Regions from separate parts of the Homo sapiens genome. Here all the other regions are linked to region 2. Evidence: read pairs that join two places in POLR2A ChIA-PET (ENCODE). Cell type or tissue: MCF 10A. All regions are shown on one strand. Links, peaks and the distances in the headings refer to the core of each region. The heading gives the core; the rest is flanking DNA.

Region 1 (4,611 bases), core at 149-4,148, 190 kb after region 2:
GACTATAAATTTAGCCCGTTGGGAGACAGCATGGACTAATGGAAAGAGACTAAAATCAGAGATGTTGGTTCAAATCTGAACCCCACCGTCTTCTACCTGGATGGCCATGAAAGCATTATTTAAACTCTGAACCCATCGTCCTGCGTGCAGGACTATAGTGTGGACAAGTATATTAATAACATCTGTAAAAGGTCCCAACTTGGTCCTTGGCACAAAATAAATAGCAGCTATTATTGTAAGGAATACTTGCGTAAAGAAAGACAAATTCAAATGATTGGATTATTCTCTGGAAGAGGCACATTCTGGTTCTATTGTTTACAAGTCTTTCACTTCCCTCTCTAACTGTTATGAGTGACCTACCTCCATAATGGTTAATTTGTGTTATGTTGTTCTTAAGATTATAATAGTTCCAAAAAAGAGATGGGGTGAGGAGTGGTGGTAGTTTGAGGGGGCAGAGGATGGGGAGAAAGACAATTGAATCAAAACTGTACTATAGTCAAGTTAGAAGGTATAAATTGTTCTCCTTCCTCTCACTTTCAATCCTAACTATCCATGACCTAAGATATTACTCTTATGTACTTTGTCATATCTTGCATTCAAGAATTTGCAGATAATGCAGTTTTAGAAAAAGTCAACCTCATAGGTTGTTTGTATTGGGCTTCCTTGTTTTTAAATATCATTTATACTCAAATTCAAAGAGTAGCCAACTGCTTCCCAAAATAAAGGAAACTTAAGGTAGTAATTTTCCATCTCCGTTTCACAGAATGCCAAAGTTAAAGAGTCACTACTCAGAGCCATCAAAGGAAGAAAGCAAAGTGATTAGAACAATTTTAAAGGAGGACAAAAATCAAAACAAGATGCAAACAAGGAATAATAGGAATAGGCAGAAAAATAAACATACAGTGATGTTTCTTTATTATGATTATAAAGATGATAGATGAGTAAAATCGAGTTACATTTAAGTTGTAATGGAAGAAAATAATTGCAGCCTTCCATCAGGAAACCACAAGGACCGTTATTGATCTGTCATCCTCAGGGCATGTCTCGTAATATTTAATAAAATAAACAAAGATTTATAACTTTTATAGGCCATATATCTATAATCTCCCACACCACTTGAACTGTGAATGTGGAGTCAATGTTACAAATAACATCCATGTGATTATACTGGTTTGGCATGCCTTATTCCAACAATCTAGCACTCTCAAGAGAATGTATTTTGTATTAGGGATGAAAAATGTGAAGCCAGATTATAGAGTTTTTTACTTATTGTGCTCAAAAATGAGAAAATGTTATCCAATATGAAAAATGTTGTTAAGGATTCTTCATTCTTAATATTAGACAGCCTTTCAAACCTAAATATTAAATATCTTGGCCATATGCCAAATGTAATAGCTACCAAAGCAAAATCTTGCAAGAAAGAAAATCCTTGAGGTATAAAGATTCAATGTACTTTTTAAAAAATGTAAGTAAAAGGTTATTAATTTTACATTTCATTTCTTTTTCTTTCCTAGACACTACTTCATCCTCTCATAGGCTCAGGGAGTCACTGCTTCCTAACTTCTTTATTTTAATTATCCATGCTACTCATTCCACGAAAAGTGGCATATTGCATTATTTTATTAAAAGAAATTTAAAATTAGTTTCTTTCCAGAATTTTGTAACGCCCCCTGAGATCACTGGGCACACCCTTGGGGTGTTAGAAAACATGTTACAAAATGAACCTTTAATTCCTTTTGCTTTTTCCCTTCCTCTTGCTGACTGCTCTTTAAACCATTACATGGCTCATTCACAAGTCTCTCTACCCCAGGAAAGATGAAAAAGCAAAGGCATGATGTTTTTATAACCTAATAGCAAGAGAACACAGTGCTGAAGCTGTCACCAAAACTGTGGGTAGGTTTTACCCGTGGGTTATATTAATTCATGATATGATTGATAATATCTCTCACTTGTGTGGGGAATGAAGCGTTAACTATGCCGCATGCATTTTAAATTAATTTGACATTATTCTTAATGTCCTTTCAAGCAGGTGGCATTATAACCTGTGTCTTATTTAGGTAGTTGATTTCTACACGGAGATTCATCTGATAAAACTGATATCGCAAACGGGAAGGAGTTTGTACAAAATGAAATAAATCTTAAAGTTGATTTTTGTAAAGCCCAAATGTTAATTAAAATCTTTGAATCCACAACTCTGATACATGATATTTTCATTGACATAAACATGATTAGCGATTTCTGGAAGCATGTGGGATGCTGCATTGATAAGGATATGAACCTCCTTGAGTAATAATGTATATTTTTACTCCGAATACTGTTTCACATTTTGGGTGTTACATCCTTACTTCAGACTTCTGCCTTATCAGTGGCCATCCCACCCTATGTTCTTATCTCCTCAGTCTAAAAAGAAAAATGGGGACCCATCAGAATTTGGATAGAAGACCCTCCAGGAATTTCTGCCACTGCTTATTCATGGGTTGGCACAGACACTGATTCAGTGGGCACACAGAGTTCAGAATGATTCAGAGCCCAGATATGTGCCCTAAGTCACATCTCCAGCGTCCAGGGAGGACTGTAAAGTGCTCGTTATCAGGAAAATGAAACCAAGGGCTCAGCTACTCCTGAAGTCATTAAAACTCCTTCCCTTGATTTTTTTTTTTTTTTTTTTAAATAGTATATGTGGTAACCGAATCTAGGATCCTGGATACATTCCAGTCTGCTAATTACATATTTTTTTCTAACTAAAATGTTCCAGGCAGGTTCATTTGCATGTGAATTACTTGCTGAGCCATGTTGACTTCCTATTCTAAAAGCCTCACTCTGCCTTGGGAAGCAGTTTACTGCACTTCACCCTAGACCTAGTCTAATGTTGGAGCAGACAAAGTGTAGCTACCCATATATACTTCAAAAATATTTTCCAGTCTCCCCACAAGAGGAAAGAAAAATGTCTAGCAATTGCATGCTAATTTAGACCAAAGCTTTGTTTTAACCATTCTTGGTGATCACAAATGGGGAAAAATGATTTATGAACAGTATAACTATAAAACAAACAAAAAAAAACCATTGTGAATTCAGAGTGAAGTCTGACTTCATTTGTCTTATTTGGGTAAATCAGCAAAATGTTCATCAGTCAGAGGACATTAAAATGGTAGATGATACTTCAAATCGTGCCCTAGATAAAAGGAGAGAATTAAGGTTAGTTTTGATTTGTAAACCATTCTCTTCGAAGGCTGATTTTATAAAAATTAAGTTTGCTGAGTCATCATCTCAAAATATATAGTTATTCATGATTAGTTAAAATTTGTGTCTGTGTATCAAAGAAGTAAATTTGTATGATATTAAATTTTCTAACAATGTTTTAAATTTTAAAATGTCCGATTAACACTTGCATCTAGCAACCAGTCTACTAACTAAACTATAGGTGAAGTCATGCTCAGGAAATGGGGAAAATGCACAGATTAAATTGGTCTGTTAGCTCTGAGTGAATCAATAGTATTTAGTGCTAATGCACTAAGGAGATTACAAGCACTAATGCAGTAGCAGTCAATAGCGAAAACTAATATCTCTAAAAAATATCTTGACAATAAAATGTGCAATATTTTCCATTTATCTTAAGCTAATTACATTACCTGCTTGTTCTTTCATCTTATTAGTTTAAGCCAAGTGCTAGAAGCCTAACCATTTTATTTAGTGCATAAAAGGGCCAAAACCTTGTAATCATTGTTTTCAGCAGGAGACAGAGGAAAGGATTAATTCATGTAACCAAGATTCAACCAGAAATTCAACAGATATTTATTTAGTCTCTAAACCTGATAGTATTACAATGGAGAATGAGCTAGACTGTACCTGTCTTCAACAAGCAGATAGACTAGTGAAGATGACAGTAAACATTCAGTCACACCAGTGAACAAATACATCATGATAATTTATGAAATGTGCTGTGAGGGAAATAAACATCTGTGAATGCAAATGAGAGGGAATATCTAAATTTGGTAGTTGAGTCACAAAAGGCTGTCCTGAGGAGGTGAAAGCTAACCTTTATATAAAGCTTAAAACTTTAAAAAAGCAATACGTCTTTAGTACACAGGCAAATATATAAACTAAATATATAAACTAATAGTCATTACTTATTTCACAAGCTTTACATCTTAACTACAAGCTGCTACATTAAATCAGCTTTCTTAAGTGGTTTGTGGTCATTAGTGCATACTATCTTACACTTAGAAAAACATTGCAAGAAGTAGTACAATGCTGGAGAATTTAACTTTTTAAAACATTTCCTGCCTTAAAATAAACAGCAGTAAATGTGTTTAAACATTCTTTTGATTTCTAAATGAATTAAGTTACTTTTTATTATGTGGTTCTTCTTCATATGAAGAAAATAATATGTAGATTACTAGAAGCTAAGAACATACTTTAGATCCTGCTCACACTCACTGCCTTTCCTGGCCTGTCACCTTAATCAGCTTCTTTGAAAATCACTGTTTCTTACATAGGCCAGGTTGTTTCTTCCTTGTTTCCCTCTTCTTCCTTCTATGGCCAACCCTTGGGACCCCGTTTGTCAGAAGAACATGTTCCTCTTTGGGGAGGAGGGGATTGTCCTTTTACCAA
Region 2 (4,611 bases), core at 352-4,351:
TTATTATGAATTTCTGAAAAAAATTATATCTTAATTAGAATTTGCGATTGAACCTTTAACAACATGGGGTTGAACTGCTCAGTCCACTTATACTCAGATTTTTTTTCAGTAAATACAGTTAGCCTTCCGTATCCACAGGTTCCTCATCCACCATCAAACTGGATCCAAAATAGAGTATTGCAAGATGCAAAACCCTCAGACAAGGAGGGCTGACTTTTCACCTCCTTGGGTTCTGCAGGGATGACGGGATTTAAGTATGCAAGGATTTTTATATCTGCAGGGGAATTCTAGAACCAATCCCTCAAGGGTACCGAGGAATGACTCTATTTCATTTTAAGATTTTCTGTCAAAATCACTGCTATGCCCCATAATCACTGCCATCTTTCTCTTTTGCCTGGCTATTTGCCACAGCCTCCTAACTGACCTCACTTCCTGCCTTCAATATGATCACCAATCCATTTTTCTCTTAAAAAAAACGTGATTATACCAAGACTACCCTGTCATTTCCTTGCTTAAAACTATCAATTGTATGTGATTGCCCTGAGAATAATATTCCAAGTTCTTGAGCAGCATATGCAAGGCCTTCGCCATCAACCCGTTGTCATCGTTAGCAACTCTTCTGTAGCTTTACTGAACAACCCGTGCTACTCCTGTGTACCCATGCCAGCATTGTTTTTCTTCTCATGCCTGCCTCACTCTTATCTGTTTCCAAAACTCTTCCACATTAAGTGCCTCTTCTGTGTCTACATCTAAAATGTTGTACAAATTCCTATTATCACCTGTCACGTTGTAAAAGTAACCCTGTTAACTAATACCATTAGACTGCTAGTTAGGTATTTGAGAACCAAAAACATCACTTCACGTTTGCTGGGATTCTGAAATGGTGCCCAGTGCTTAATGAGTTCCATCAATATTTTCTGTATGAATGATTATGTAAATAAATAACTGGAGAAAGCTTGGGATAATTGCAGAACTGAGAGTGGGAATTGCACAAAACTTCATAATTTCTTCTTTACAAAAGGGATTTGAAATGTACTGATTCTAATAAAAATTTCCTTCCCACCATTTTCTCACTCATGAATCATTAAGTTGAGAAAACAAAAACGTATATAAACCATTTTATATTTTATCGATTGGGGTAATGCCTGCCTTTAGTCTCCATTCTCGTATCTAAAATTTACTTTTAATTCTTCAGGGGTAGAAAGCCCTAGCATTTAGAAACTTGTCTGGAAACACACTTTCATGCTTTCTAGAATGTTGCTATTTCATCTACTATTCTATTCCTCACTTTGAAATTTATAACACTGAAAGATTGTTTCTTTGGGTTTTACATTTTAGAAAACACATTGTCTCATCTGAATCCCAGGACAAATTAAATAACATAATGGAGAAATCAAACAAATAATAGCTTAGTTTTTCTAGCTTGCAACTTTATCATTTTAGAATGTTTGTTTAAGATAACAAGTGCTTACAGAATTTTTACAGGGTTACATGTTACTTTAAGAAACTTAAAAAAATAGTAAGTAGAGCTGCAAAGAAAAATTACCACAATGAATGTAATTTATCACAAATCAGGATTTGGTACACTTCTTCCCTTCAAGTTGTGTATGTGTGCAGGGAAGACAGGGGAAGAAGTTGACAGAGGAGGAGTAAAGGATACAGGTATACTAGATAGTCAGTTTATATTTTTTAGGAATAAAAATAAGTTTGGCAACTATAATTTAACCATCCCAATTTCTTCTCCCTATTCACCCCAAAATAGCAAAATGAGCAAAATAAAGCACCCCTTGCTAAATTTTTAAGACATTTCTGTGCCCACTCTCCAGTTTCTTGCTTTGGATTGTACCTGAAATGCTGCCATTGGAACTTGACATCTTGATACTTTTTTAAGTGAAACACACCCTTGAGTGGGGTAACATTTCAATCTATTAGCAGTCATCTATTTACTTTAGGTGAACAAGTGATCTGAGAAAGGAGTGTTGAAAACTACATATGGGAACCAAGCATAAGAGCTCTGAGCACAATATGAGAGCACCATACACTGATTAAAAGAGATGTCACCAAAGAGAAAGCTGTGACAAAGGGAAACAAGAGGCTCCAATCACATGGCCTTCAGCCTTCCCAGTTTCGCTTTTGGACAACCCAAATCCCTAGTGAAAGGGGCATGGAATCTGAACAGGAGTGGAGGAAATTGAAGTCAGCTAAAGACTTTTCTTTTTATCCACAAAGGAAAGTTGCTTTTGTCTTACTGAATGAATAGGACCCTAGGAGTGGGCATGAGGGCTCTGCTGGAACCATGTGCCCTAAAGACAATGCCGAAGCGTGCAACTGAAAATGAAAATGAAACTGTAACTTGTGACCATCTATCTGTGTCTTCTTTCGCCTTGCCTCTCTGTGCTGTTGACTGTTGCGGCATGTCTGCGGCAAAGAAAGACCATGCTGCAGTCAGAGAAATCAGAGGACACCACTTCAACAATTAACCAAAAATAGGACAGGGACACCTATCTGCCTGTGCTTGGACGTATTAGGTCATTCAGCTCAGCTGTGTGACTGGAGAAATCATTTTGCCTTTATAGGAAAAGGTAGGGGTGTAGGATGATGAGAGAAAGGAAGAGACATGACTCAGAGTGGGAAACAGCACGTAGCCAAGGGCAAATATTTCTCTCAGACATAAATGGATCAGGAAGAGGTGAGAGCAGCAGGTCATCTTTGGAGCATTCTTTTCTTTCCTGCCTCCCAGTCACTTGTCACCGAGCACCAACCAGTAACAAAAGGGGAGAGAAGGGCAGTATGCAGGACCTGTTTCTCTAACTGACTGGCACATCGGTTCCAGCCAACTGCTGTCTCAGCTAACTAGGGCAGTGAAACAAGGAGTCATTTGGAAAGTTTCAGGGATGCACACTCCACATCGCAGGGAGGCAAGTGGTGAGGAATAACCACCACGCTTATTTTACTGAGGAGGAAACTGGTTGAAATTCTTTATGTATTATATGGCTGGGAGACCTCTGATCTCAGTACAAACAATAACAGGAGTATTTAGATTTGTCGAGCACTTATAATCTTCTGGGCATTTACTTAATCAGTACAATAACCCTACGATGGGAATGTTACTGTCATTCCCATTTTTCAGATAATGAAACTGATGCTGTGAAGTTAAAGAATTTGCCCTAGACCACAGTCAGGATGTGAGCCAAGAGAGCCTGACATCAGAGCCCACACTCCTAATCACTGTAGAGATGATTTTCTATTTCCTGAAAGAATGTGTCCATGGCTGTTCTTATGGCTTCCAGCCAAAATCTTCTTTTTTCATTCATCCACCTTTCCTACTCTGAGAAGCACCTTTTTTTCCATTCTCCCATCAATGGAGGCAGTTTCATGTCCTCAGTTGTAAGAGCTGTCCCAAGCTAGCACCTGGGCTTCATGTAACCTCCTCACTCGGCCTCCATCTAATCCCTGAACCCCTCCCCCAGCCCTGTATGCCGCTTTTCAGGGCACACCCTTTCTTTCTCCTTAGGATCTGAGCTCTAGACCTTACACTCCAGCTAAAGTCAGAAAAATAGTTCCCAAATGCCATTATTCTCATTTTTTGTAAATTTTGTAGCATTTTATTCCTTCACACAGACTTCCCTAATATGTATCAAAAGCCCAGTGATGATTTTTCTTCTCAATGCTAAACATCCTGACATGTAAAATATTAATAATTACAGCAATAATTTCAGTTTGGACTAAACATATTGTTTTCTAGACAGAATCCTTATTTTGTATTTTCTTCATTTTGTCGGAAATTTCTTGTCAGTTTGTACATCCTTTTATGTTATCCAATTTTATTGTCAGTTACTTTGTCTTGGAGATCCCAGGGAAAACCATATATGAATTTATTTTCTCCTATTGAATAATTTGCTCATTATAAATTTTATTTATTTTATTTTTTAGAGACAGGGTCTTGTTCTATCACCCAGGCTGGAGTGCAGTAGTGCAATCTCCTAGGTTCAAGTGATCCTCCCTCTTCAGCCTCCCCAGTTTCTAGGACTTCAGGTGCATACCATCGCACCCAGTTTCTACATATTTTCTCACAAAGTGACAGTGGTAAACTGATCAGTATCAAAGTCAAGAATTAGATTGAAAAAATGGGAAATCATGACACTAGAATACATAAAAAGAAGCATAAGATGCAACCAACCCTTTCTCTCCAGTTATCTGTAGCCTTTTTGGGGCAGACATAGGAATAGCACACATTATTCAGGGTTAGGTAACATAAACAAGATGAAAAGATCCCCACAGAATTTCTTGTCTATTCAATCAATTTCACATGTTGTATGTGCAGGGGCCACGCAGGGGATGGGATGGGTGGAGTGAGGGGCATGATGAAAGCACTGGAAATAAAACACCAAAAAATAATTTGTTATCATATAGAATAACCAAGTGAGCAATCAACTGAATCATTAATATACATTTTATTTAGACGAGGAAAATCCTATGATTATTACAATTTTTAAAATTAGATTGCTAAAAAAGTATCAGCATTGTTGGTATTATTTGTCCTGGAAGTGATTGAAGGGTCCTAGGAAAAAAAATAACTGTGTAAACTGATTTTTATTAAAACTATTTTTT
Region 3 (4,611 bases), core at 149-4,148, 200 kb before region 2:
CTTTCTTTAAAACTCTGCAACTATGACTGATAGTAACACAGTATACCCTTTTCATTCAGGCAATTGGCTCACACCTTCGTCCTATCTTACTCCCACCACTGAGCATCTAAGAAGCCTCCTTGTGAGTGGGTAGCTATAGGCTTTTGTCCTGACACTCTTGCCAAGTTACCAAACAATAGTATACTAAAGAGATAGATAGCATGGGCCAAACAGAGATAAATGATGTTTTTCACCAAGTTTCCTGAACCCATTAAAAATGTGGTGTATGTATCACATTATATAATATGTACATAATAATATATAATAATATTCCATTATATAATGAAATATTATATATACTATATTTAATGGAATATTGTTAAATATATAATGGAATGTTATTATATATATAAAATATTCCATTTTATTCATATAAAATATATGATTTCATTCTTTTCATGGCTGAATATAATATGCCATTATATTCAGCCATGAAAAGAATGAAATCATATATTTTGCAGCAACATGGATGAAACTGGAAGTCACTGTCTTAAGTGAAGCAAGCCCAGCACAGAAAGTTAGATATTGCATCCTCTCACTCATAGGTGGATGCTAAGAAATGTGTCACATGGATGTAGAGAGTGGAATTATAGACAATGGAGACTTAGAAGGGTGATGGGGTGGGAGGAGGGTGGATGATGAGAAGTTAGTTAATGGGTATAACGTACATTATTTGGGTGATGGATACCCTAAAAACCCTGACTTGACCACTACATGATCTATGCATATAAAAAATTACACAAGTACCCAATACTTTTGTACAAATATTTTATAAAAAGCTTTGCCTCCAATCCATAGCAATCCCCTTTGATTTGTGGAAGAGTCAAAATGAATGGTAAAGATAGATTTTCTTTTCATAATCTTTTACTTGGTAACTAATCTCACTGAAAATGCATGAAAAGGAAGTGGGCTAGGGAAGCAAGGGGAACCATGACTAAATCATTCTGTTTCAGTCTCTGCATATTTTACTTTAACATAAATTAATCTAATAGTCTCCTTCTTTCAAGAACTACCATTTCTCTCCATCAGTATACTGACAAAAAATTGTCCTCCATAAAAATATGGGAAATGAGTATAAGTTTTAAGAAGTCTGATGTTCACAAGTATTTAATCATAAAATTTAATTTGCAAAAAAGGTGACTAACTTTCTGAATGTCCCTTTGGAGATTTTGATTAATGTCTTACTATGGAGGGCACAGCCTTTGAAATACCTTGTGATCTTGCATTACATGGGGTCAGGTGAGACTTCAATTTATCAGAGAGCCAAATTTCACTCTGACAATGAAAGTGACTCCTTGGGCACCTCATACTTTTCCTTTAAAAAGCCTCTGCTTTTTCTAAATTACATATTTAGCTCCTGTGTTACTCTTATCTCTTTTAATGCAGGGCTTGGCTCTAATGCAACTATCACAGGTGGACCAGGACCTGCTCTTGCCTGGCAAGAGCCTGTGGAACTTCAAATTCACACTTCAGGAAAATTTCATTTTCCCTCATATTAATTGTGATGTCAGACTCAAAATATTTCCTAGCTCCAAGTGAAATGTTTTCTTTTCCCCCCACATTCCCTCTCCCTAGTCCAGTATTATGGAACTAAAACTACAAATGCTGCTAAATCTCTTAAAATATGAGACATTGACATGGAGTATCTGCTGACATAGTTGGGTGATGTTTAAACAAATAATATAGCAATCTTCACTGAACTTCTCCTACCTGTAAAGCAATATGTGTTATAGGGGATACAGAGATATTTAGGGCCTAGCTGCATTTATAGTGTAATGGGATGATATATGTATAAGAACTTCTAGCATATAGTGTAAGGCAAGGCAAGATATGTGCCAAATCAATGTCATGATCAGCAAATTCTAATAGATGAACAAAATGTACAAATCCCTACAGGTAGAGTTTTGGAGATAGGTTCTGGTTTGAGTAAAGAAAGATGGGCAGGGTAGTTGGAATGGAGTTGGTAAGGGCATGAATAAGTTTACAGGTACAATGAATCAACACATTGGTTGGTGGAGCACGTGCTGGAGAAAAGTTTGGGACATTAGTCTGGAAATTTGATACTGACGCCAGTCTGTGGAAGGCAAACTGAGGATTGCAAAATAAGTTTCATGGTGATATAATACTACTGAAAATTTTTGAGCAGTTATGTGATATAGTGAATACATTAAGCTTTAGGAAGAGTATTATGGCACCTGTGTGAACCCTTCAACTAGTATATATGCTGTATGATGAAGGGACTGTCAGTCATGCTTCTCATGATATTCTATGACACATGGTACATGTCTAGTAAAATATATGTTGAGTAACTGAAAAAAAGAAGAAAATGCCCGGAGGAAGTGAATCAATAAATCTTGTAGTTTTCTTGGACCAGAGGAAATAAGCTTATGTTCCAGAACAATGGCTCCCAAATGGAGGTGATTTAGCCTCCCAAGAGACATTTAGCAACACTTGTAGACATTTTTTTTCACAACTCAGGGGATGTTACTGGTATCTGGAAGGTAAAAGGCAAGGATGATGCTAACTGTTCTACAAAACACAAAACAGCCTCTCAAGACAAAGAATTATCCATCCCCAAGTGTACATAGTGCCAAGGTTGAGTGGACCAGATCTAGAAGGAAGGCAGTCAAAAGAGAAAAAATAGAGATAAGACAAAGGATAGCTGTAAGAACTTGGTGACTGCTTTCATACAGAGGAGCAAAGGAGAACAAAGGCCAAAGATTACATGGGAATTCTCTTCTGGGTCACTCTGGAATCGTGACACTACAGGCAAAACTGGAGCCCAGAAAAGAGGCCAAATTGTTCATGTCTGTGTGTTGGTGAGTTTGGTTTAGATTTGCAGAATTTATGAAAAAGGTAAAATCTACTAATATAATTGTCTATTGGATGCTGGGGATGCTGGACTAGAAGTTAGGGGAAAAGTTAGGACTAATGTTCTAACTATGGTGGCTGACAAAGCTGATATGAGTCTTACCTTCATGGGGAGTTCAGTGGAGGAGGTGGGCATTAAATGGATAGTCTCTAGTATATCAGTATAATTGGAAATTGTAAGTTCTGTAAAAGAAATGTATAGTTTCTATGTGAAAGCATAACAGGCATCATCAGGACATATCTGTGGACTGGGAAATGCCTCTCTTAGCAAATGACATTTATACTGAACAATGAGTATGACTGCCACCAGGCAAAGAACAGGGAGAAAATATTGAAAGCGGTTGAAATGGCATGGGTGAAGGCTATGAGGCAGACAAAAATAGGTGGGTTTAACGAACAGAAGGAAGTGAATGAGCTGCAGAGAGAAAAGGGTGGGAAGTACAAGAGGTTGAAGAAATAGGCAGGGGATGAGCCCAGGGTTCATGCTAAAACTTCTGAATATAATCCAGTTGTAATAGGAAATGATTGAAAATTTTAAGCAGAGAACTGAGAAAATCCATTTTACATTTTTAAAAGAATGTATTTTATATTTTTACAATTTTAAAATTGGTTATTATTCATATATGGAGAATAAATTGGAGGATCCAAGAGTAGAAATAGGGAGATAAAGAGTTGGCTATTGCAGTTGGCAAGGCAAGAGATAACGGCAGCTTGGACTAAAGTGATAAATTGTTGGAAGAGAAATTTGAGAAAAGTCACATTATTCAAGTGACATTCTTGAAGCAGAATTCTTGGGGAGGTGATGGATTGGATAAGAAGAATAACAGAAAGGGGAGTATTCAGGTTGATAGCTCTATTAGTCTCCTGAGGCTGCTGTAACAAATGACCACAAACTGGGTGGCTTACAACAACTGAAATTTATCTTCTCACAGTTCCAAAGGGCAGAAATCCGAACTCCAGGTGTCAACAGGGCCACACTTCCACTGAAGGCTCTAGGAGGGAATTCTTCCTTGCTTCTTTCAGCTTCTAGTGGCTCCAGGCGTTCGTTGGCTTGTGGCTGGAAAACACCAATTTTCTCCTCTGTCTACACATAGTCTTCTCCTCTTCTCTCACTTAAATCTTTTTCAGCTTTTCTCCCATAAAAACATTTGTCATTGGATTTAGGATCTACCTGAATAACCGGGATGATATAATCTTGAGATATTTAATTACATCTGAAAAGACCCTTTTTCCAAATAAAGTCACATTCATGGTTCAGGGATATGGACATATCTTTTAGGGGACATATCCCTATTCACTCCACTACAATGGCTATGTATCTGGCTTTAATAATTGCGTAGGATAAGATTGAAGAAGAAGCAAAGTTTAGGGGAAGGATCAAGAGTTCAGTTTAGATACATTATATTGAGATGCCTGTGAAATAGTAAAAAGAAGCCGGATGTGGTGGCTCACGCCTGTAATCCCAGCACTTTGGGAGGCCAAGGCAGGTGGATCACTTGAGGTCAGGCCAGCCTGGCCAATATGGTGAAACCCTTTCTCTATGAAAAATAAAACAATCAGTCCAGCATGGTGGCGCATGCCTGTAGTCCCAGCTACTCGGAAGGCTGAGGCAGGATAATGGCACTCCAGCCTGGGTGACAAAGCAAGACTCTGTCTCAAAACAAAACAAAACAAATACTAAGGAGAGATGTCAAGTAGACA

What was found. ChIA-PET counts read pairs that join two places held together with the same protein. Peaks named below come from ENCODE experiments on the same cell type or tissue, not always from the same donor. Only the 100,000 strongest peaks of a DNase experiment are listed, where the experiment ranks them.
Region 1: POLR2A ChIA-PET joins it to region 2 with 5 read pairs; 3 of 35 experiments call an interaction of 5 or more read pairs at or near these places.
Region 3: POLR2A ChIA-PET joins it to region 2 with 5 read pairs; 3 of 35 experiments call an interaction of 5 or more read pairs at or near these places.

What each region holds. Positions count from the first base shown.
Region 1 is chr7:116,704,240-116,708,850 of GRCh38, forward strand. The region is part of intron 2 of MET (MET proto-oncogene, receptor tyrosine kinase); the gene reads left to right. Among named protein-coding and RNA genes, the nearest start is that of COMETT, 19 kb to the left of the region's middle. In MCF 10A, for the core only: no CTCF peak of the experiment used is centred there; a DNase peak (open chromatin) is centred at 2,552.
Region 2 is chr7:116,509,546-116,514,156 of GRCh38, forward strand. No RefSeq gene overlaps it. Among named protein-coding and RNA genes, the nearest start is that of CAV2, 12 kb to the left of the region's middle. RefSeq lists enhancers at 2,259-2,638, 2,649-2,698. In MCF 10A, for the core only: no CTCF peak of the experiment used is centred there; a DNase peak (open chromatin) is centred at 2,616.
Region 3 is chr7:116,306,508-116,311,118 of GRCh38, forward strand. The region is part of intron 3 of LOC105375463 (a long non-coding RNA gene); the gene reads left to right. Among named protein-coding and RNA genes, the nearest start is that of TES, 98 kb to the left of the region's middle. In MCF 10A, for the core only: no CTCF peak of the experiment used is centred there; no DNase peak of the experiment used is centred there.